Linked DNA regions of Homo sapiens: regions 1 and 3 are each linked to region 2. The links are chromatin loops, found by intact Hi-C in ENCODE. Cell type or tissue: endothelial cell of umbilical vein. All regions are shown on one strand.

Region 1 (8,000 bases), 190 kb before region 2:
CCCATGTGTCCCTGCCTGGGCCTGGGCTGCGAAGGGCAGAGTGACTCAGAGATAAGCCGGGGTCCTGACTGCACCCACCCCATGGAGTTCACAGGAGACAAGGGCAATTTCTCTCCAACTTAGACACATTGGGAGAACAAGAGTCTTATGAAGCAGATTTTTTTTTTTTATTTTTTAGACAGAGTCTCACTCTCTCCCAGGCTGGAGTGCAGAGGCGCAATTATAGGTCACCGCAGCCTCGACCTCCTGGGCTCAAGCAATCCTCCTGCCTCAGCCTCCCAAGTAGCTGGGACTACAGGCACATGCCACCATGCCCAGCTAATTGAAAAAAAATTTCTTTTTTTGTAGAAATGGGGTCTTGCTACAAGAGAGCTTGAGCCCAGCAGTTGGAGACCATTGACCAGGCTGGTCTCCAACTGCTGGGCTCAAGCAATTCTCCCACCTCAGCTTCCCAAAGTGCTGGGATTACAGGTATGAGCTGCTGCAACTAGCTGAAAGAAATTTTCATCAAGAAAGAAAATTCACCCAATTCTCCTTCTCAGAACCACTCTTTCCATTTTTCTGAGTTGTATTTTCAATCCTCGATGACAAAAACACAGTGAATAATAATAATAATAATAAATGGTAGGTAACAGTTTGGATGGTATGTACCAGGCTCAGGGCAGTGAAGCAACTCTCCCAAGGCAATGAATCGGACAGCAGTAAACTAAGCTCTAAAGGCACAATCCCACTGGACTGCTGGTCTCCATCTTTGTTTGTTATAGTTACTGCTTTGCTCTATGGTGAACGTGCCCTCCTATCGCTCTGGGCTCTGCATGGCGATCATTCTTATTGGCTGCAGAATACTTTCTCTGGGGAGTGGATGGAGCTAACATTTATATAGCACTAACCATGTCAGGACCATAGTCTGAGTCCTTTAACATCTATTAACTGACTTAATCCCCACAAAAGCTTTCTAAGGCTGGTCCGCTTTTAGTCCCATTTTACAGAAGAGGAAACTGAGGCAGAGCTAAATCAAGTGGTCTGGCCCAGAGGCCCACAACTGGCTAGCGGTGGAGCTGGACTTTGAAGCAGGATCCTGAGCGTATCCTCTTTACAGTGATAGGGCTGTAACCAAGGTCTTCTTGGGGCTTCGGACCTTTGGGGCACCTGAGGTTATTTCCTTGGAAAGGCAACCCTTGGCATGGGCTTTTTTTTTTTTTTTTTAGACGGATCTCATTCTGTTGCCCAGGCTGGAGTGCAGTGGCATGATCTCAACTCACTGCAACCTCCACCTCCCAGGTTCAAGTGCCCCCGCCTCCCAACTAGCTGGGACTGCAGGCACGCGCCACCATGCCTGGCTAATTTTTGTATTTTTAGTAGAGACAGGGTTTCACCATGTTGGCTAGGCTGGTCTCGAACTCCTGACCTCAGATGATCCACTCACTTTGGCCTTCCAAAGTGCTGGGATTACAGGTGTGAGCCACTGCACCAGGCTGGCATGGGCTTTTTATGGTTTTGAAGCAATCAGTGTCACTCTAAGCTTGCCTTATCTCATCACGGTAATCTTTGCGTACTCTGAGAGAGATTGGGGGCAGGTGGGGTTCCAGGATGGGGCATGCAGGATTCCAGGATGGGGCGTGGGCTGTCACCCTCATCACCGTGAGCAGAGCAGGTGTGGAGTGCAGCACGGGCATGGCTGCTGAGGGGCGGCGTCCATCAGGAAGGGATGGGCGAGAAGAGCAGGCTTGGAAAAGCATAGTGTGTCTTTACCAGTTCTGTCCCCCAGTGCCAAGGTTTACGAGGGACACTGATAAACTGGTGTGCATCCAGAGGAGAGAGAGCACAGGAAGCAGAGGGCATGAAGCTGGAGCCTGGGGCTTGGCCCTGCCTAGAAGAGAGGCTCAAGAAAGCAACTCATGATTGCTCATTGCTTCAAGCTGGGCCTGCTGAGGCCTGAGCTCTGGGGCAGGAGGTGGGTGTGAGGGAGTTGCTGGGGCAGTTTCTAGTTCAGTTGGGAAGATTTTCCAATGGAGCGGTCCAGAGATGGCACAGATAAAGGCAGAAGACTCCGAGCTGAGGCGTGGGCCAATGTAGAGCAGATCTGGGCACAAAGTTGTGCCCGGATCCCTTCCTGCTGGGAGCCTCAGCTTCTAAGCACAGCCTGGCATGAAGACAGGGGGCTGGCCTGAATAACTCTCCTGCAGACTCCTCTGGCTCTGGGATTCCATTTCTGGCTTGTCGTCCTGGCCACCTGTTCTCCTCTCAGAGGCAGACAGCCTGTTCCAGGTGGCTAGTCGGGTTTTCAACAAAGGGCCCTCACCTGGGCTCTGCCTAAGACCACACTCCAGGGGCTAACTGGACCCCTGGGGTGGGCGTCCTTGTGAATCTCATGCAGAACAGTCTCTGGGGGTTCCTAGAGATGCCCCAAATCCTCAGACATCTGCCAGTGCTCAGAGGAGCCTTGCAAGTCACCTTCCTTAACCCTCTTCAGTTACAGATGGGACAACTGAAGTGCAGACAGGTGGAGACTCCCTAATACCACCGAGTGAGTCAGTGCTGTGTGAACCTGGGGTTCTGGCTCCTTCTAATTCCAAGATTCTCTGCTCAGGGGACGATGCCTCCCTCAACCCTCGGGTTATGCTGCCTAAGTTCAAATCTTGCTACCGCTACTGAATAGTTGTGTGACCCTGGGCAAGTTTCCTCGTTTGTAAAATCAGGATCAAAGGATTACTGCAAGGATTGAAAGAGATAAACCATGTAAATAGCTTAGCAGTGTGTCTGGCATGTGAATGCTGGATAAAAGCTAACTATTATTGGTCACCACCACCATCATCACTGTCAGCTGGACATCAGCGAAGAGATAACGGGTGTAAAAGCACTCTATAAACTATGAAGTGCTGTGCATATTCGAGACGCAGTTTTCACCATGAGGGGTGATTCCTGGACAAACACCTTAAGAAAATGGGTCTCTCCTGGGATTCATGTAAAGACCAGGGAAGATGCTGTGCATTTGAGCACAAGGACTCAGGTAGAATTGGCTTTGAAGGGAGGGGAAGAGGATGAAGTCAGGGCCAAAAAGCCATGCAAGGTGGAGGCAGAAGACTGCATGAGGCACCCAGGCTGGAAGACCCCCTCCCGCCCACCTCAGTGGACTTTCCAAGAAGAAAGGTGGCCGCCCAGAGTGGAGTGAGAAGGCTGCTGCTTCGTGCCTCAGTTTCCTCATCCGTCTAGTGAGGATGGTAATGTATCAAGCTTGGGAGAGTTGCTGGGAACATTAATTATTAAATGGGTTAATTCACATAAAGCCCTTTGGGTGGGTGGCACTGGGCACATGGCAAGTGCCCAAAGCATTTTAGCCATGACCTTCATCAGCATCACCACCCAGTGTAGCAGGCACTGGCAAAGGGTGTGGAGCAGCTGTCAAATGCTCCGGGTCTTGGGACTCGGCTGTACGCTTGGATGCAGCAGGGTTGGGGGAGAGGAGTCAGGCAGATGACAGACAGGGGGTGCTCTCGCTCTTGCAAGAAAATGTGAGGAGTCAGCAGGGGCCGGTCGCCAAGGCACCCTGGGAGACTGTGGGGAGGGGGTAACGAGGGTGGGCGGAAGCCTGTGGATGGGGAAACTGAGGTTCAGAGAAGGGGTCTGCTTCTCTGAGGTCACCTGGAGAGTAGGTGGGCGAGAGGGCATGGCCCTTAGGAACCTGGGCTGGGGAGCTGACTTGCACAGGGTGACCGGCCAGCCTCGGGGAAAGCCCACCTGTGGGGTCAGAGCGGGGCCCAAGACGGAGGCCAGGGACTGGCCTGGAGATGGGTCTGGAGAGTCAGAGGGAGGTGCCCGCCTGCCCACCTGCAATTCAGGTGAGCTAAGGTGTCTCTTCAGAGTCCTGACATTTGTGGCTGACAGGAGTCTCTCAGGGAGCAGCAGGGTCAAGTTGGGCCAGCAGGCTTTGGCACCTGTGAGCCGTGGGTTTGAATTTTGGATCCTCACTCATAGCCATAGGTCCTGAATGTATCTATGCCTTCCTCTGAGCCTCAGCCTCTTCGCCTTTAGAATGGGTGCATGGTACAGCAGAGTGAGCAGAGGCTTTGGAGCCAAACGGGCCCAGATTTGGGTCCTGGATGTGCCAGTTGCTAGCGGTGTGTCCTTGGGCAAGTTGCTTCACCACTCTGAGTCTCAGTTTCCTCATCTAAAGACAGAACTTCCGTTGTCCTATGGATCCAGCTGGTAAAGGGCTTAGCGTTGTACCTGGTATGTGTGTGACTAGTCCTCCCTAAATTGTGGCTTATAAGTCATTGGTGGTAATTATTATTTTCCTGACCTTCTAGAATATTTGGAAGATAACAGAGACCAAAGACTCTGGCTCTGGGCCTGGCGTAGTGCCGGTGCTCAGGAATCACCCTTAGCCAAGAGAAGCTGATATTTTAAGAAGGGTAGCAGGAAAGACTGGAAGGTGGTGATGGCCCTGGTCCCACCTGAGCAGGTAGTGCAGAGGGCAGGGTGGGAGGTGGCTGCTGGACACTGCTGACCCTTCCCCAAGCTGCTGTCAATGGGAGCTGGAGCTGTCATCTCAGATCTCTATGGGAACACAGTGTTTCTGGGAGGAGACTTAGGTCTTGGATGGGAAAGCAATGCCCTGCCGGGGTCCCCAGGCCCTGCCCTAAAAGGGCACTTACCTTCAGCCCATCAGGTCCCATGGGGCCACTGTCACCCTCAAGGCCTGGCTCTCCCTGGAAAAGGTGATGGAGAAAGAGGAGGAGATGTTACTGGGGAGGAGGCCCCGGTGTGCTTTTCCTCTCTTCCCCCTCCCTGGGGCAGGACCCTGACCCATGGATCTCCAGGCAGTGGGACCCTGGGGGCCCTGGCACACAGTGGGTGCATGGTAGCCAGGGGCTGAGTTAGCAAATGAACAGGAAGGTTGAGGTGCCCACCCTCAGCTCTCCAGAAAAGGGGAGCAGACCCCCAAGCTACCGACAGCTCCCTCTGCAGGGTGACGTGGGGTGGGGGCTACATGAGGTCACGAATTTAGAAGGTGCTTGTCATGGATTTGTCCTGAACATCATCTCTAGGCTGGTTGGCTGGGCTGCAGAGTGGCCTAGTAGTTAAAGACAGGCTTTGACATCAGCCAGACGTCAATGCTACTTCTTGGTTTCTCATTCACTGGCTGTTTGACCGCAAGCAAACTACTTAGGTCTCATTGGCATCTGTTTTTTTATCTGAAAAATGGGGCTGACACCACCTTCTTCAAGGGTTGCTGTAAGGCATGGTGTAAGCGCCCCATACCTGGCAACCATGTGAGATACTATTACTGGAGCTGGAGTAAGCCTGCATGGAACTCCTTGGTGGAATCCTACTTCTCAGATGAGGAAAGGGAGGCCAGTCTTTCGACTTTTCTTCCCAGCAAGCTCGGGAATGACAGCAAGAACAGAGTCCCTGGCTGAACCTCAACCAGGCTTGCCCTTCCAGCTCTAGAGACGCCCCTGGACAACAGTTCTTGAAATGGCCATCAAATTAAGTTTGGGTCTCTCTCTGCTTTTAGAATTCATCGCTGTTCAGAGTCTGAGCTGGAAAGGGCCTCAGGGGCCGTCAGGTGCAGGATGGCAACGATGTGCCAGTTGGGTGGTCCATGCTCCTCTTGTACCCATGGCAGGTATCACTTATCAACCCGCTGGAATGCAAGCTCCAGAGACAGGCCTCCGTTACTCACTGCTGTGCTCCTTGTGCCTCGAGAAAAGTGCTCGACACACAGTGGGCATAGGATGCGTGCTCATCATTCTCTTTACTGCCGAGACTCGACTGAACCTCAACATCCTTCTTCTTCTTTTTTTTTTTTTTTTTTTTTTGAGATGGAGTCTTCCTCTGTCACCCGGGCTGGAGTGCAGTGGCATGATCTTGGCTCACCACAACCTCCAACTCCTGGGTCCAAGCGATTCTCCTGCCTCAGCCCCCCGAGTAGCTGGGACTACAGACCACAAAATGCCTTTCTCTACACTGTGGAAATGCTGGCCTACCAAGAGAGACTGGGCGAGGCTGTAGACATTCATAGTCTATTTCTGTAACTGAGGAAACTGAGGCTTAGGGAGATTGAGAAAAGCCGGTCTCTTCCCCTGCGGCACCCACACACCCTGGGGGCTTTCAGGAAGAATAAATTGCTTCAACTTACCCGTTGCCCAATGAGGCCCTGCTCCCCAGGAGTGCCCAGGGGTCCAAGGTCACCCTAGGAGAAGCCGAACAAAAGTCCTTGCGGGTGGGTAGGGCCAGCCCCAGCTCTCGACACCCCTTCCTGTTTCCACCAGCTCTGACTTTGGGGTGTGGGAGGAGGAGCTGGGGAAGGTCCTTCTTCCCAGGGACCACAGAGAAATCGTAAAACACCAACCAGAGCTCCTGTTCCAAGTAAGCCTTGTCCACGGACTTCTTCTCCCACGCCAGGACAGGAGGACAATTAGCACCAACACCATCATCCTATTAATAACTAACTGTACTGTTCTGTACTGTTCTAAGGACTTTTTTTGTTTGTTTTTTGAAACAGGGTCTCATTCTGTCGCCCAGACTGGAGTGCAGTGGGGTAATCACAGCTCACTGCAGCCTTGATCTCCCAGGCTCAAGTGATCCTCCCACCTTAGCCTCTCAAGTAGCTGGGACCACAGGCATGCGCCACCATGCCCGGCAGATTTTTAAATTTTTTGTAGAGATGGGGTCTCACTACGTTGCCCAGGCTGAGGACATCAGTTTTTATATTAACATATCTGACTTTCAAGACAGCCCTGCAAGGAAAGGCATTATTTTAGAGGTGAAGCATCAGAGGCATTGGGGGAGTTCGGTAAGGAGCCCAAGCTCTCGTGAGACTATTCAGTGACAGATTCATGATCCGAACCTGGGCAGTCTGGTTCCAGGAGCCTTGGATGCAGCAATGGCAATTATGTGACTTTATTCTTCCTTGAGAGACTTGAAGAGAAACCCAAACGAGGAGGAAGCCCTAAATGAGCCGGAATAAATGTCACCTGCCCCCTGCATAAAGGCCCTAAAAGGGTCTTTCTCATTGGAGAATTTTCAAGCTATGCTCCCTGCTGGTGTCTAGGGGCACAGGAGGAGGGCAGAGCTCTGAGCCCCCAGCCCTGCTCCAGTGGAAACAATCCCACTTCTATCAGTTTTCTACGTGGGGTGGTTTCTTCATTGGTGAATTTTCAAGCTATGCTCCCTGCTGGTGTCTAGGGGCACAGGAGGAGGGCAGAGCTCTGAGCCCCCAGCCCTGCTCCAGTGGAAACAATCCCACTTCTATCAGTTTTCTACGTGGGGTGGTTTTCTTCATTGGTGTTTGAGCAAGGGATTTTGGGACTAGGCCAAGTCTGGCAGCCCCCGGCCTGGTCCAACTCCCTCTTTGAATGACAGGGAGACTTAGGCATGGAAGGGGGTGACTGGACTCAAGTCTCACAGCCCCTCTGCGGGCTCCCCTGGGCCCTGCCTCAACAATGTCCACGGGCTAGCCAGCATCACTCATCAGCTCTGGGGCCTCCAAGGGGGAACAGCGTCCTCTTCCAACAGCAGAATGGGGAGGGGGCTCTCCCCAGAGTCCATGTATCAATGGGCACCTGTTTCTCAGCAGGTAATGAAGGGCACTGGCACCGAGCTGCAGATGGTATCGCATGAGGCCAGGAGGTACAGCCACCCCAGCATAGAGGCAGGGGCAGGTGCCCGAAAAAACATTACCTCGCAGAGGGCACTGGTGGGGGCTCCACATTCCACTCTGGCCCTAACCAGGCCCCACTCCCCAGCCAGGAGCACAGAGAACCCATTATCCCAGCCACAAGAAAGGCCCATTTCTCTTCCATGGAGAGGATGTGGCCACCATCTGGGAGCTGGTTTCAACAAGTCATTTTTCTCTTCTTTCATCCCACCTCACCTTCATCCCGGCTTCCCCAGGAAGGCCCGGTTCTCCCACTGCACCAGGCGGCCCCTGAAAGAAAACGCCATTGGTCCCTCCTAGAGCAAGAGCTGCCCCCTGGTTGTAAGCAAGGGGGTAA
Region 2 (8,000 bases):
AGAACAGACTAATACAGTCAGCATCCTCCCTCTAGAACTGCCATAATTCTAGGATCCCTAAACCCTGAGGGAATTCCAAAGGATCCCAGTAATGTATCAAGACCCTTCAAATTCATTTGGTACTTACCGAGAACTTGTGGACTCAGAAGGACACTTCTGGAGCCCTGCAATCTACAGGCCTTCTGCAGATTGCTGGAACCTGGGGGCAGTTCTCTAGACCCCGAAACATGGTAGTAGTTCTCAAGAACTGTCAAAAGAAAGTCTCTGCTACTTCGGAACATTAGAATTGGGGGAAGCTCTTGGAAATCCTGAGACACTACAGGAATTTTCCAGGATTCCAAACCCCTAGAAGATCTTTCTGAAATTTTAAAACACTGTAGACAAGTCGGGAGGGATTCTCTGGAATCTTTGGCTGGGCAGGGATGTAGTGGGTAAGGGACATTCACCAGAGTTCTGAAGGCCACCCATGGGTTTCTAGAGTGCTGGCTGCCCAGATCCTTGGTTGAGTTTTCCAGATCCTTGGGGATCCCAACTCTCAGCCCCCTCTCATTGCACGATGAGGAGCATGGCAGAAAGCGTTGCAGTTGGATGGCACAAGCTTCTAGAAGAGCACTCCTGTGGACACTTGTACATAAAAGGCTGTGAGGCCTTGTCTGGGGGGCCAACTCCCAGATGGACCCCAAAACTTGGAGTCGTTATGAGAGTTTGTGAAGACCCTCTTGCCAAGAACATCCTGTTGCTTCAGCCATACCAGCCTTCTCTCAGCATCCCAAATGGGCCTGCTTTCCCTCCCACAAGGTCTTTCTTCTCTTTGCCTAATGACACATTTGCTCCAAATTCATATTCATTTCCAGCCCGTTTCTGATAGGATTCAGCCCCTTCATGGCATATTCTGTGTCCTCTTCAATGTCCTTTTTCCATTTCTATCTTCTTGTTTAGCATCCAGCGACTCATCTTCCTTTATTTTAGGCAAACAAGCATGGCAGGGCAGGTCGGGCAAGTAGGCGTGGTCTTGTTATGAACCACAGACTGGAAGCTACTGGAACTTGTAGATGGGTTAGTGCTGGGGTTGGAGACCATGACTGGAATCTGGAGACCTGGGTTCAAAGCCTGCCTTGACACAGACCTCTTGTGTATGTCAGACAAGTCCCTGGCTGTCACTGGCATCTACACGGGCCGGCAAAGAAGACCTTTGAGAGGACTTTTTTGAAAGTTGGGCAGACGTGTCTTTCTCAAGAACCCTCATCCAGTGTGTGGCTCTCCTGATTATCACATGTTCACCAAGCCCCTACTTGGAGGCCAGGCCGCCTCTGCTGGATACAAGTGACAGCAGCCTGACCCTGGGCCACTGCCCTCTTCTCAAGAAGCTTCCAACCAAGTGGGGGAAAGGACAAGCAAAGTGACAATCAGGAGGCAAGGGAACAAATAATAGCAATTAGCAAGTTTCTCTGGTGCCAGGCACTGCTCCCAGCGCTTGCCATGTGTTAGCTCGCTCATTTCTCACAACTCTGAGAAGTAGGTACTGTCAGTATTGTCATGTTGCAGTGAGGAAACCAAGGCAGGAAGGGCCTCAGAACTTGCCCAAGGTCACGCAGCCAGTGGGTGGCAGAAGCGGGATTTGAACCTGGCTGGCCTCAACCACCATGCCAGGTGCCACCCAGTGGGACCACAGAGGAAGGACAGGTAGAGGATCAGCTTCTGTCCAACTTAGGAACCCCTGAGGATAGTTGGGGTGCCTTCCTAGAGACATTGTTCTCCACCAAAGCCCGGCACGATCCAGCAAGGCCAGACCACGCAGAGGCACTTTGACGAGGCAGAGGAAGGGACTTTCTCAACCTCCCCGCCGGTGGTGGATCCTTCACCACCCCAATACCAAAGGGATTCTCTAAAAACTACCCGGTGCCTGAGCTGGAATCTAGACAATTAGAAGTGCAGCCCTGCAGCCCAGTCTTTCTCCATGGGGCAGGGCCCTGGGTGGAGGCAGGACATCTCTGTGGTCTCCAGGCTACAGAACTTTGGGCAAACCCTCTCCCTTTCTCACCCTCTGTCTGCCCAACATACCAGCTGTGGGAGGCTGGGCAAAAGAGTGAATCTCTTTGAACCCCAGTTTCCTCCTCTGTAAAGTGGGGATAAAATTGGTTTACCCTATGAGGAGTTAATACATGCTCACAGGGGATGATGTGAGAACTAGAAGTGAATTCGTATAAACTGTTCAGAACAGAGCCTGGCACATGGTTAGTGCTAAATAAATGCTAGTTGTTATTGCTGTTATTATTACTAACGGATGCTTTCAGCACAAACATTCTATCATTACTTGCGGGGGAGGAATTGTGTCAACTTCTGGACTCTCATTACTACAGACTCATGAACTTGTTGACATCCAGCTCGGCTGGCTCCTTCCTCCAGGGAGACCCTCCTAACACAGATTCTTCCAGGGAAAGGAGTGGAAAGAAGTACTCTGTCGCCCAAGGGCAAGAGCCAGGGAAGAGTTCCCACTGCCCTTCCAAGGCAACTGATTCAGAGAAATCCATTTGTCTTCACTGAAGAAAGGCCGGTGGGAATTTCCAGAGAGCTCAGCTTGCCTCGTGGTTTCAGGAAAGAGCAATTTTAGTCCTTCCAGAGATGCTGGGTTGCATCAACTCGGTCAGCCAGGAGTTGGGGCAGGTTCCTGGAGGTCCTGCTTCAATGGACAATAAGATTGGCCTGCAACAAGCAGGAATATGCCTGCGTCCCCTTCCTGGACACAGACAAGGCCTTTGGAAGTTTATTCTTTGGTAACCCTTTCCTCAGGGGTGCAAAAGGAGCTAGATCCTGGGCCACAAGCTCTGTCCCCAGGGCGCTCTGATCTCAAAGACACTCTGAGCTCCAAAGATTATAAGGGCAGGAGTGCTTCTCCAGGCTAAGCCACCCACTCCTGCAATCAGGAACCTGGATTGACAACATCTAAGGGCACCCCGACCCAGGGCCAACGTTTATTATTGACTAAGCTCTCTCCAAGGAGCAAGGACATGACATGCTTCTCATCATTTAATTCTCATACACCGCTATGAGCTCTTATTAACCCCATTTAACAGAAGAGAAAGAAAGGTGAAGTCACTTAGCTAAGATCAAACAGGCAGGAAAGGGTTGCAGTCATGACTAGAACCCAGGTCTGTCTGGATATAAAGTTCAGCAGCTTAATCATCACAGCATGTTGGACAATGCCTTGGGTGTACTCCAGGCCATAATACACAGACAAACTCAAATTTGATGACTCGAAGACAAGCCACCACAGAGCAAGGGGTCTTTGCTTTATAAATTTTGCCATTGAGAGCCCAGTCATTCCTTCCTTTGCTCATTCATTGGACATAAGGTTAAGGGGTTTTGGATGTGGTGAGTCCAATTTCCCAGTCTCCCTCAGCTGTCTTCTGCGTGGGTGGTCCTTCTTGGGATCCGACCTAAATCTCCCCCATGGTTCTGAGTAAGTCAGTCAGCACTGTTGGCTGAGCGCCTATTATGCACCCAGCACAGTGCTGGGCCCCAAGGAGGGAGAGAAGGTCTGGACTTGATATAGCAGACGCTGAGGTGACCCTTGGCTGGGGAAGGGAGAAATAGGCCTGACTTCGGCTGTGAAGAGTCCAATGAAGGGAGACTCATCAGCTCCAAGTGTCTAAAGAACGTGGCCTAAGATCTAGCCAAGAGACAAGAGATAGGGTCAGCAGAGTGCCTTAAGTGTTAACAGAGACAGATCTTGGTTTGAATTTAATGTCTGGGTGACCTTCAACGCATGATCACCTGATGTCTTAGCTTCAGTTTCCCTACCTGCAAAATAGGGCTACCAGCATAATAAGATTATTTTTTTCTTCAACTTTTTTTTTAAGTTCTGAGGTACATGTGCAGATCTGCAGGTTTGCCACATAGGTAAACAGGCACAATGATTGTTTGCTGCACAGATATACCCATCACCTAGGTATTAAGCCCAGCATCCATTAGCTCTTCTTCCTGATCCTCTCCCTCCCCACCACCCCACAAAAAGATCCTTTTTTTTTTTTTTTGAGATGGAGTTTCACTCTTGTTGCCCAGACTGGAGTGCAATGGAGTGATCTTGGCTCACTGCAACCTCCGCCTCCTGGGTTGAAATGATTCTTCTGCCTCAGGCTCCCGAGTAGCTGGGATTACAGTCGTGCGCGACCACGCCCAGCTAATTTTGTATTTTTAGTAGAGATGGGAGTTTCACTATGTTGGCCAGGCTGGTCTCCAACTCCTGACCTCAGGTGATCCGCCCCCTTCAGCCTCCCAAAGTGCTGGGATTACAGGCCTGAGCCACTCCACTCCAAAAAGATTCTTAATAGAGGATTTAGAACGACATGCTCTTGTAGTGCTCTGCGTGGACTTGGCAGACAGTAAGAACTTAGTACAGTTATAGTAGCCTTCGTGGTCTGCAACAACTGCACCCAATTCTGGTTCCCCAGCAAAACTATTTTTTTTAAGGGCCCCAACCAAGCATCAAGCTCTCTAGCAGGGTAGGGATGGGCAAGGTAGACGCTAAATGTTTTACACTCACCAGGGGATTTTAAGTAGGCTTGGGGCAAGGAAGCCTGGACACGAGCCCGCATTGTAGCTCTTTGAGCCTTTGCTCCTGGCCTCTGTCTCCATCTGTACAGAACAATCTGTGAGCAAACTCCGGTGGTTCTTTCGGGAAGTTCTCTGCTGCCCCCTGGTGGACAAGGGAAGTTCACACCTTAGTGCAGTTGCAGCTATGTATGGAGTCCTTAGCTGGAGCACATGCGGTACCAAGCGCCCATGATGACAGGGGTCCTACGTATCTACACACTTGGGGTGCATTTTCACAAGTGACCCTCATTCAGTTATTATGTCAGCTCTGAAGCCATGGAGGGAAATGACTGCCCCATTGTCCCGCAGCAAGCCACAAGGACTAGGACTCAAGTCTCTGGGTGGACTTGCTCTTTGGGTTGGAGGTGTAGGGATGAGTAACAATGCCTAGAAATCACAGGGCAGTGAGAACACCCCTCCACATCACCAGTCATGGAGTTATGGGTGCTGTGCACCTCCAGCTATGCCATGAGGACCCTGAGTGGACAGGCTGTGGCACGAGGCCATGGAAATTGAGCAAGGTCAGACATTGGAGGCAAGGCCTCCTGTCACGGAGAAAGTCACCTTATCATTCCACCATTGGCAGAGGAGGACTCAAAGGTTGACCACACCCTCTGGTCTGACTCCCAGTCAATGTCCCTGATGTCCCTGTGGGTCCAGTCACTGGGTCCTAGTGCCCTGGCCCGGCCCCTTCCTTCTTCCTGGAAAATCTCCTAAGGAGTTGCTTTCCTGGGTCTCCAGCTTACGTTACCTCCTGATTGATCTCTCCCGATTACTAATCTGGTTGACCTTGACTTCTGAAAACCCACCAGTGCCCCTGTGCACTCCCAAGCAACACCCCTTGGGACGGCAACACGATCCCACCTACTGGACCTCAGCCACCTCCCCAGCCTCACTCTCACCACTCCCTTCTGTCCCCAAGCTCCAGACCTGTGGATTTATTTGTATTTTTTGGATAAAAATAAAAATAATTTTCTATTTTCTTCCCTAAGCCTTTGCAATTGCTGTTCCCTGTGCATGGAACCCACTCCCCTCCCCCATGCACCCATCCCACTGCACTGTTGTCTAGCTCACTCCTACTCTTGGAGTCTGACTCCCCTGTCCCGGCCTCTGCTTCCCTGATCACTGCAGCAACCATCCTGTCTTATCACCTTCTCACCTCGTCTGTTCCCCAACCCCAGGCCTCAAGGGAGCTCTGGGAGGCCTGTCATATGCCCATCCTGTCCTCAGCACCAAGCATGGAGTGTGTATTTGGCAAAAGAACAAGTAGACACAAGAATAAATGATGAGGGGAGAGCCTGGGTGCCACAGTCAGGCCTATCTGGCCCCGACTCGGCCACACACTGGGTGACCTTGACCAAGTCCCATCCCCTCCCTGAGCCCCAGTATGTGCATCTGAAAATCGAGGCCTCTATTCCACATTGCACTGGGTACCCCTGAGGCTCTGAGGCCTCCTGTGAGGGGCAAGACCCTCCCCCACAACCAAATGGTTTCAGAACCTAGCAATTCCCATGGACTCTTAGACCCCTGGGCCCCCTAGGAGGGCAGGGACCCCAGAGCCTCCATCCTCCCACCCCAGCAGCCAGAAGGGGAGGAGGGGGCAGCAGCTGTCTGACCACTGTTGGTCTTGCAACTTGTGTCCCCAGGTTAATTTTTAAAAAGCAGTCAAAAGTCCAAGTGGCCCTTGGCAGCATTTACTCTCTCTGTTTGCTCTGGTTAATAATCTCAGGAGCACAAACATTCCTGGAGGCAGGAGAAGAAATCAACATCCTGGACTTATCCTCTGGGCCTCTCCCCACCCCCAGGAGAGGCTGTGCAACTGAATGAACAGCCCTGTCCAAGAGAGGCTAGGACTGGGGCTTCTCCACCCCTGCGCGTCTCAGGCTTCCCATCTGGACCATGGGGTTGATAACTGTAGTCACGCAGGCCCAACATGAAGGTCAGCGAGCCATCTTGGTGCACTGTAAGCGGGCTTAGTAGGATGATTTTATTCCTATTAATGATTCATTGTTATTTATTTATTCTTATACCAGGCCTGCCTCCTCCAATGGCAGACACCCCTGAGCCACCACACAGGTAAGGCAGTGGACAGTTTACAGTTCACTTCCTCACACATTGTCTCTCTTGGCCTCTTGACAGACAGAACAAGAACTGTTTTCTTCCGTTCACAGATACGGAAAGTGGTCTTTAGCGAGGGAAAGCCACCTCCAATATCATGCAGAACAAGGAGAAGTTGGGGGCTACCACCTCCTCATTACCATCATTAACTAAAACATCAAAGATTGAGAAACTTTGTGAACACAAGGAACACGAAGATAACTGTCCCAGAAAGCTAAACCAAGACAGTAACTGTGCTTAAACTTACATCATGGCTTTGAGCTTCCTAGCAGCCAAAGCAAGAAGGGAATATAATCACTGGCCAAGGTTAGGGTGACGGAGCAAAGGAAACACATTTATGAATAGAAGCACACTTGTTCTGGATACCAGTGAAAGAGGGATGTACTGACTGAATCTTACAGAAGGGACATGATACACCATTTGTTTCTGCACTGACTACATGGGGGAATCCTTTGATTCTCACATAAGCAGGGGTCTTAATCTTGGGACTGCCTGCCCGAAGGGGTCATTCCCAGCTCTAACAGAGAGGTGGCTGAGAGTATGGAATGTTCCATGCCAAGAGCAGGGAGGAAGTAAGGACAGTAGATTTAACCACTGGAGAAGGGAAATTCATAGAGAGGCCTTTGGTATTGCTGGCAAGAGTGTGAGCTCACAGACAACGGACCTGGGTTTTAAAAAATTCTCATTTAAAATCTTAAATTTAGGCTGAGCGCAGTGGCTTACGCCTGTAATCCCAGCACTTTGGGAGGCTGAGGTGAGAGGATCACCTGAGGTCAGGAGTTAGAGACCAGTCTGGCCAATATGGTGAAACGCTGTCTCTACTAAAAATACAAAAATTAGCCAGGCATGGTGGTGGGCACCTGTAATCTCAGCTACTCGGGAGGCTGAGGCACAAGAATCACTTCAGCCCAGAATGTGGAGGTTGCAGTGAGCCGAGATCGCACCACTGCACTCCAGCCTGGGCGACAAGAGTGAAACTCCGTCTCAAAATAATAAATAAATAAATAAAACCTTAAGTTTAATAACTACTGTATTAGTTTCCTAGGGCTGCTAGGAAATGTGTCTTCTCTCAGCACTGGAGGTCAGACACCTGAGACCAAATTTTCAGCAGAGCCATGTTCCCTTTGAAGATTCTGGGGAAAAGTCCTTCCTTGCCTTTTGCTAGCTTTTGGTGGCTGCCATCAATCCTTGGTGATTTTTGACGTGTCACTGCATCCCTCCCATCTCTGCCTTCGGCGTCACGCCACATCTTCCCCGTGCTTCTCTCTGTGTCCCTGTGTCTGAGTCTC
Region 3 (8,000 bases), 350 kb after region 2:
CTGGACTCATATATAGGGGTGTCAAGCCCTGCTTCATTCCTTGGTGGTCTTATCACCTTGAGCAAGTCACTTACTCTCTCTGTGCCTCAGTTTCCACATCTGTGAAGTGGGGATAATAACTCACTCTTTGGTCTGTTTGAAGGATGAACAATAAAACGAGAAAACAGATTCTTAGGGGTTAAAGGGCTTGCTGGTGATCAAAAGTCTAGCAAATAGTGAAGCTGGGAGTCCCAGCCCTTCAGACTTCAAGCTTCAAGGCCTTTCTATTATGACATTCTGTCTCTTATCCCTGAAGTTTAACCATGCCGTGAAAACAGAGCAAGCTTCCATTTGGGGACTTGGTGTAAGCTCTGACACGATTTTCATAAATCTAAATAGTTATTCTATGATACCCACTTCACTCCACGTTCATCTTAATCCATGTGTCACCTGAAAAGATGGATGAGTAATTTGGAGACTTGATTGATGTGGGTTTTGCCTTATGACTTTCCTCGAAGTTAATGGGAGCCATGCGGTCCCAGATCCATGAATCACCCCAGCTGGAAATGCTCCATTAGAAGGAAAGAGAAAACAAAAGATCAGCAGGATGCCTGGAAAACAGTCACACTCAGGGTTGTGAGTTGATGGTAATGAAACTCCGTGTTTGGAAGCACAGAGAGGGTGCAGTGAGCACCGGGATTGGAGTCAGGGTTGGGAGAGGGTGCAGTGAGCACTGGGCTTGGAGTCAGGGTTGGTGGAGAGGGTGCAATGAGCACTGGGATTGGAGTCAGGGTTGGTGGAGAGGGTGCAGTGAGCACTGGGATTGGAGTCAGGGTTGGGAGAGGGTGCAGTGAGTACTGGGATTGGAGTCAGGGTTGGGAGAGGGTGCAGTGAGCACTGGGATTGGAGTCAGGGTTGGGAGAAGGTGCAGTGAGCACTGGGACTGGAGTCAGGGTTGGTGGAGAGGGTGCAGTGAGCACTGGGATTGGAGTCAGGGTTGGGAGGGGGTGCAGTGAGCACTGGGATTGGAGTCAGGGTTGGTGGAATGGGTGCAGTGAGCACTGGGATTGGAGTCAGGGTTGGGAGAGGATGCAGTGAGCACTGAGATTGGAGTCAGGGTTGGTGGAGAGGGTGCAGTGAGCACTGGGATTGGAGTCAGGGTTGGGAGAGGGTGCAGTGAGTACTGGGATTGGAGTTAGTGTTGGGAGAGGGTGCAGTGAGCACTGGGATTGGAGTCAGGGTTGGGAAAAGGTGCAGTGAGCACTGGGACTGGAGTCAGGGTTGGTGGAGAGGGTGCAGTGAGCACTGGGATTGGAGTCAGTGTTGGTGGAGCGGGTGCACTGAGCACTGGGATTGGAGTCAGGGTTGGTGGAGAGGGTGCAGTGAGCACTGGGATTGGAGTCAGGGTTGGTGGAATGGGTGCAGTGAGCACTGGGATTGGAGTCAGGGTTGGGAGAGGATGCAGTGAGCACTGGGATTGGAGTCAGGGTTGGGAGGGGGTGCAGTGAGCACTGGGATTGGAGTCAGGGTTGGGAGAGGGTTCAGTGAGCACTGGGATTGGAGTCAGGGTTAGGAGGGGGTGCAGTGAGCACTGGGATTGGAGTCAGGGTTGGGAGAGGGTGCAGTGAGCACTGGGATTGGAGTCAGGGTTGGTGGAGAGGATGCAGTGAGCACTGGGACTGGAGTCAGGGTTGGGAGAGGGTGCAGTGAGCACTGGGATTGGAGTCAGGGTTGGGAGAGGATGCAGTGAGCACTGGGATTGGAGTCAGGGTTGGGAGAGGGTGCAGTGAGCACTGGGGTTGGAGTCAGGGTTGGTGGAGAGGGTGCAGTGAGCACTGGGATTGGAGTTGGTGGAGGGGGTACAGTGAGCACTGGGATTGGAGTCAGGGTTCGGAGAGGGTGCAGTGAGCACTGGGATTACAGTCAGGGTTGGGAGAGGGTGCAGTGAGCACTGGGATTGGAGTCAGGGTTGGTGGGGAGGGTACAGTGAGCACTGGGATTGGAGTCAGGGTTGGGAGAGGGTACAGTGAGCACTGGATTGGAGTCAGGGTTGGGAGAGGGTACAGTGAGCACTGGGTTGGAGTCAGGGTTGGTCCCTGCTGTGCTGCTGTTCTTATTGTGGGCTCTTGAGTGCAAGTCATTTCTCCTCATTGGGCCTCAAGGTCCTCGTCTTTAAAATGGAAGTAATAATTCACCTTTCTCACAGGATAAAGGAATCATAACATTCCTGACCATAATTGAGTGCCTACTGTGTGTCAGGCCTATTCTAGATGCTTCACATACATTATCTTATTTAATCTTTACAAGGACCTCATAAAGCAGCATCGCCACATTTTGAAAATTAGGAAACTAAGACACAGAGAGGTTAAGTAACTAAGCCTAGGCCACCCAGCTGGGAAGCGGCAGAGATAGGATTTGAACACAGGCAGGCCGACTGTGGAGCCCTAGCCCATAGTCTCGACCAGTACTGCCTTGTGGGTATAAAAGCACTTTATGCACAGGTGACATCTGTCATTACCATTATGCTATCGTTTGTTGTGTCCTGATTCAGGCTCTCAATGAAAAGGCAAGATCAGAGAAAATGAAAAGAAGTTACTCTGCATGATAGTGAAAGACCACTCAGGGGACAGATGTGGCAGACACAATCACCAACACAATGCTTCATGCTTGCTCAACTAGGGAAAGAGGAATAGATGAGATGGAGCAAAGCTAGGGAGAGGGGCCCTGCAGGAGCAATTGATGAGAACAAAGTAAGAGGCGAAGCTCCAAATAGATATTGACCAGCCTCCATCCTTGAGTTTATAGGGGCGGGGGGGACCTTCTATATGCAAAAACGAGTGGGACAATGACAGGATGGGATAAATAGGTAAAGTCTTGACGTTTGAAAAGTGGTACATTAACCGGTAGTGACACCACCCAGGGCCTGTTAGAAATGCAGGATCTCAGGCCCCACTGCCAAGGCCTATTGAATCAGAATCTGCATTTCACTGGATACCAGACATTTCCTTTGCACGTTAAAGTTGGAGAAGCCCTACTTTAAAGCCATGTGCTGACAACTTGGGAGACTGTGCGGCAGTGGATCCAGAGGGAGAGTCATGACCTAGGGAGCAGATCCTATTTGAAAGATGCCGAGGCCGGGCACCTTGGCTCATGCCTGTAATCCCAGCTACTCAGGAGGCTGAGGAAGGACAATCGGTTGAACCCAGGAGACGGAGGTTGCAGTGAGTGGAGATCGCGCCACTGCACTGCAGCCTGGGTGACAGAGTGAGACAAAGAAAGAAAAAGAGAAAGAGAGAGAGAGAGGGAAAGAGAGAGAGAGAGGGAGAGAGAGAGAGAGAAAGAGAGAGAAAAAGAAAGGAAGAAAGAAAGGAGGGAAGAAGGGAGGGAGGGAGGGAGGGAGGGAGGAAGGGAAGGAAGGGAAGAAAGGAAGGAAGGAAGGAAGGAAAGAAGGAAAGAAAGAAAGAAGGAAAGGAAGAAATAAAGAAAGAAAGAGAAAGGAAGGAAGGGAAGGAAGAAAGGAAGGAAGGAAAGAAAGAAAAGAAGGAAAGAAAGAAGGAAAGGAAGAAAGAGAGGAGAGAAAGAGAGAAAAAGAGAGAGAGGAGAGAGAGAGAGAGAAAGAAAGAGAGAGAAAGAGAGAGAGAGAGAGAAAGAAAGAGAAAAGAAAAGAAAGATGCCCAGTTTATATTTTTGCAAAGGCAAAGGATGCAAAGTCATGGAAATTGAGTCACAGACAGTATAGGAATGGGTAACAGATACACACATATGGGATGAGGCTGCGGTATGCTCTGAAAAGCCTTCTTTTCAAAGACAAGAACTCTTAGAGTTCAGTGGCCCAGCTCAGTAGAAATGACACTGATTGGGGTCTCATCCGAGCCCTGACTACTGCCCTGTGGGACCTTGGAAAAAGCCAGATTAAGGAGTAGACTGCTGGACAACTGCCCAAGGCACAAATTCACCAGGTGAGCTGAAACACTGCTAGAATAAATTGGTGGAATCGATGGTTCCACTTCCACCAAAGTAGACAGCGCCCTCCAGTGGAAGATAAAAATACAGCGTTTCTCCCAAGCATAGCCCTCTGTTCTTCAGGAGGCACCAGAAGTTCTGTAAAGATGTGTTCCATGGAGCGGGGCTGTTTACTGGGAACAAGTGACTTCTTTCATTATCTAAATATAAAATCATTTAATATATCTGCCAAAAAGCTGTACAGTTTAGCAAGTTGCAAAAGAAAACTATATAGAGTATAAAGACCACAGAAAAGTGGGAAATGCTGGGCAGGCCTTTTTCTTGACGTAAACACCACCACTTCTGCCCAAGATTCATTAGTAAGAGAATCCCTTTTTCTGTGCAATTTCTATTAACAGCCAGTCTCTCTCTATCCTCTTGAAATACATGTTGGCATGGTGGCTCACGCCTGTAATCCCAGCACTTTGGGAGGCCAAGGCGGGTGGATCACAAGCTCAAGAGATCGAGGCTATCCTGGCCAACATGGTGAAACTCTGTATCTACTAAAAATACAAAGATTAGCGGGGCGTGGTGGCGGGCACCTGTAGTCCCGGCTACTCGGGAGGCTGAGGCAGGAGAATTGCTTGAACCCAGGAGGTGGAGGTTGTGGTGAGCCGAGATTGGGCCACTGCACTCCAGCCTGGTGACAGAGCGAGACTCCATCCCCCCCGCAAAAAAAAATACAATAAAATTAAAAAAAAAGAAAGAAATACATCCTGGGCAAATATTTAAGGCTATTTATTTGAAGGGTTACGAACTAAACTACCAGCCTGGACCACCCATGGTCCTTAATCCCACATTGCCCTTAATCTCTTCACCACCCTTTTCTTCCCTCCTCAGGAGTAGTAGGAGGCTCAACGGAGAAAGTGGATTTCAAAAAAATGCAACAAAGTGCCTCAAACTATAAACCCAGCAAGGGACTCTTCAGAGGCAGCAGCGTTGACAAGGTCCCCAGGTAGCATCACTGCTTCCTGCTCTGACGTGAAACGTCCTGGTAAAGAGATTGACTGAACATGAGACGAGGACAAAGAGGCAACATATGTGGACCAGAACCCGGGCCCTTTATACCAGACTCTGCTGTGAGTCTTTTAATGAACAGACATTTTGCTAGCTGCTGCTGGGAAAGTAGAGATGTTTGATTGTAATGCTTCCTTCAAAGAGCTTATAAGCTACTACAGATAGTGACTAATGACCAAGGCTAGATAGATTTGGTTCCAAAATTCTCTGCCATCTAATACCTGGATGACATCTCAGTGACCCTAGCAAGTCACAGCCCTTCTCGCAGTGCTGATTTCCTCGCCTATAACATGGGCAAAGCAATTCCTCTCATTAGGGATTGTTATGGCAGAAATTTCGTTCCTCTTGCCTCCCGTTTCCCCATGGACAGAACGCAAAAAGAGTAACACTCCTGGCCTCTTGCCCCGCCCCTTCCCCTCTACCCCTCAGAGGGGAAGTGAATGAGTTACCTGATGTGGGGCCACAGCCTTGGGACCACAGTTCTTGGTGGGTAGAGCTAAGTTATTAAAAGACTGTAAGACTAGGGATGTTTCCTCTTTTCATCCCTTTTCTCCATACCAGGGCTAGGCAGGAATCCTCAGTAGATGAGTGACTCTGAAGCCCAAACTTCCCCCAGCAGGCCTTTCCAAGTTCTCTATGGGGGACCCTGTATGGGATCCTGTATGGGTGCAAAGAGGGTTATGAGCCAGCCCTTTGACCACAAATAGGAAGTCATGCTCTCCAATCAGTTTATCAATAAAAAGCTAACATTGATGTCCATTCGCCAGTCTCCTGGATTTTATTTCCCAATTGATCCTCATTTCAGAAGGGGAGAGAGAAGTGATTTTTCGCCGAGCCTCTTAAAGTCTAACAAGGGGCCAGGTGCAGTGACTCACACCTGTAATGTCAGAGCTCAGGTAAGAATCGCGCTTGAGGCCAGGAGGTGGAGACCAGCCTGGGTGACAGAGTGAAACCCTGTCTCTTTAAAAAATAAAAAATAAAAAAATAATAATAAAAGTCTCATAAAGGCATGGTGAGAAGAAAATGAGATATGTATATGTATATAAATTACCTGTTTCATAAGAGGCATCAATAAAAGATGATTATAATCATGTTGGCCCAGTTAGTAACCCAGACAGAGACTTTTTATCTAGGCCCGGGAAAGACTGAAGTTGTCAGTAGAGGCCTCCATGAGGAAATCAAGCATAAATTGGGCCTGGAGAAATGAGGAAGGAAATGGGAGGGCATTTCAGACAGGAAGATGTACATGGGTAAAGGTATGGATTTCCTCAACATTTCTTGCCATTTGTCCATCTTTGACGTCACCCTCTCCCTTATTGGGGTGGTTAAGTCTTCCTTAAGAAGGAAGGGTGACATCACCCTCTCCCTTGTTGGAGTGGTTAAGTCTTCATCTTCATTCCTTCTGGGTGGTCCTTCTGTTCTCACAGCTCTCATCCACATACAGCCATTCTCCAATGTCAGCCTTCCCCTTTTCTCTCATAATAACAGAGGCTTCCCAGAATAAAAGCTATACTCCCCCACCTTCCTTGCAGCTGGGTTTTGTGCCCATGTGAGTCAGTTCTGGCTAATGGGGAGTGCGTGCCAGTGATGCGTATAACTTCCAGGCCATGCCTTTGAAAGAGAGGACACCTGCCCTTCCTGCTTGCATGTCCTTTCCGTGTTGGAGGACTCATTTCTGCCCTTCTTCCCAGAAGCCTTTCCTCATAACAGTGACAAATGAAAGCCACCTTGGATCATGTGGATAAAGAATACATCCCAGACCAACACAGAAGGAATCTGCATTATAGGCAGCTTTGTAAGGCAGAGCCTTCCTAATAACTAGGTGAGAAACAAATTAACTAGTATTTTATGTGAACTACTGTTATTTGGTCTCTGTCATATGCTGCCAGAATTATCCTAGCCAATACTAGCTGCTTATCACTGTTATAGGAGTGAAGGCTTCCTGGAAGAGGGAAGGGCAGGGATGTACCTCCAGGTATACAGCACAGCATAGATACAGGTATAGAAGCTGGATGAATTCATAGACCTGCAAGCAGCTGGGTATGTCTGGGGCCAAGTCTAGGGTGGAAGGAGAGTGGTGAAAGAGACTGGCAGGGTCCAGACCAGACAGGGTGTTTTATGGAAGTGACAGAATTTGGACTTTATCCTGCCTTAACCACTCCAACAAGGGAGAGGGTGACGTCAAAGATGGACAAATGGCAAGAAACGTTGAGGAAATCCATACCTTTACCCATGTACGTCTTCCTGTCTGAAATGGCCTCCCATTTCCTTCCTCATGGAAAGTCATGGAAGTGTTTGGGACATGTGAATGGACTGTGTAAAACAGCGGTCCCCAACCTTTTTGGGACCAGGAACCAGTTTTGTGGAAGATAATTTTTCCATGGACAGGGGGTTGGGGAGATGATTTGGGGATGAAATTGTTCCACCTCAGATCATCAGGCATTAGATTCTCATAAGGAGTCTACAACCTAGCTCCCTCGCACACACAGTTCACAATAGGGTCCAAGCTCCTGTGAGAAGCTAATAACACTGCTGATCTGACAGGAGGCAGAGCTCAGACAATAATGCTCGCTCGCCCACTGCCCACTGCTCGCTGCCTGCTGTGTGGCCCAATTCCAAATAGGCCACAGACCAGTTCCAGTCCAGGTCCCGGGGGTTGTGGACCCCTGATCTAAAACACAGAGTTAAACTGTGCTCTATAAAGACAATGCTGGCCTCAGTATTCACAGGGTTGGAAGAGCCAGATTAGGGATAGCTTATGAGAACCTAGCTGGTCTCCTGATTCCCAGGCTGGTGTCCCCCATCTGCCCCTGCAGGCACATCCCACACTCTTCTCCAGGATCTCACCCCTTAACTTAAGAGAACTCACACTCAAGAGAATGTTTGATTTTATGTTTGTTAGAAAGAGGTTTCTCTGGAACTACGTCTATCCCCACCTCTAGATCTCAACATTTAAAATAACTGAACTTTGGTACCCTTCAGAGCTGCGTCCTTAGCCAATT

Evidence for each region. Hi-C counts contacts between places; a loop is a spot of excess contacts. Peaks named below come from ENCODE experiments on the same cell type or tissue, not always from the same donor. Only the 100,000 strongest peaks of a DNase experiment are listed, where the experiment ranks them.
Region 1: it touches region 2 in a loop (10-fold over the local background); 21 of 110 quality-filtered maps call a loop at or near these places.
Region 3: a loop joins it to region 2, with 9 times the contacts of the local background. A loop is called at or near these places in 8 of 110 quality-filtered maps.

The regions. Positions count from the first base shown.
Region 1 is chr9:114,267,437-114,275,436 of GRCh38, reverse strand. COL27A1 (collagen type XXVII alpha 1 chain) reads right to left here. Exons shown (of 61, transcript NM_032888.4): 34 at 7,880-7,933; 35 at 6,143-6,196; 36 at 4,656-4,709. Among named protein-coding and RNA genes, the nearest start is that of ORM1, 52 kb to the left of the region's middle. RefSeq lists an enhancer at 4,033-4,202. In endothelial cell of umbilical vein, a CTCF peak has its summit at 3,457; a DNase peak (open chromatin) is centred at 3,486.
Region 2 is chr9:114,079,367-114,087,366 of GRCh38, reverse strand. It overlaps LOC107987120 (a long non-coding RNA gene), which reads left to right and starts at 6,298. Exons shown (of 3, transcript XR_001746905.1): 1 at 6,298-6,532; 2 at 6,627-6,669; 3 at 6,765-7,427. In endothelial cell of umbilical vein, a CTCF peak has its summit at 4,706 (motif pointing left); a DNase peak (open chromatin) is centred at 4,686; H3K27me3 peaks cover 521 bases.
Region 3 is chr9:113,733,622-113,741,621 of GRCh38, reverse strand. No RefSeq gene overlaps it. Among named protein-coding and RNA genes, the nearest start is that of ZNF618, 140 kb to the left of the region's middle. RefSeq lists an enhancer at 2,279-2,827. In endothelial cell of umbilical vein, a CTCF peak has its summit at 4,004 (motif pointing left); a DNase peak (open chromatin) is centred at 3,981; H3K27me3 peaks cover 368 bases.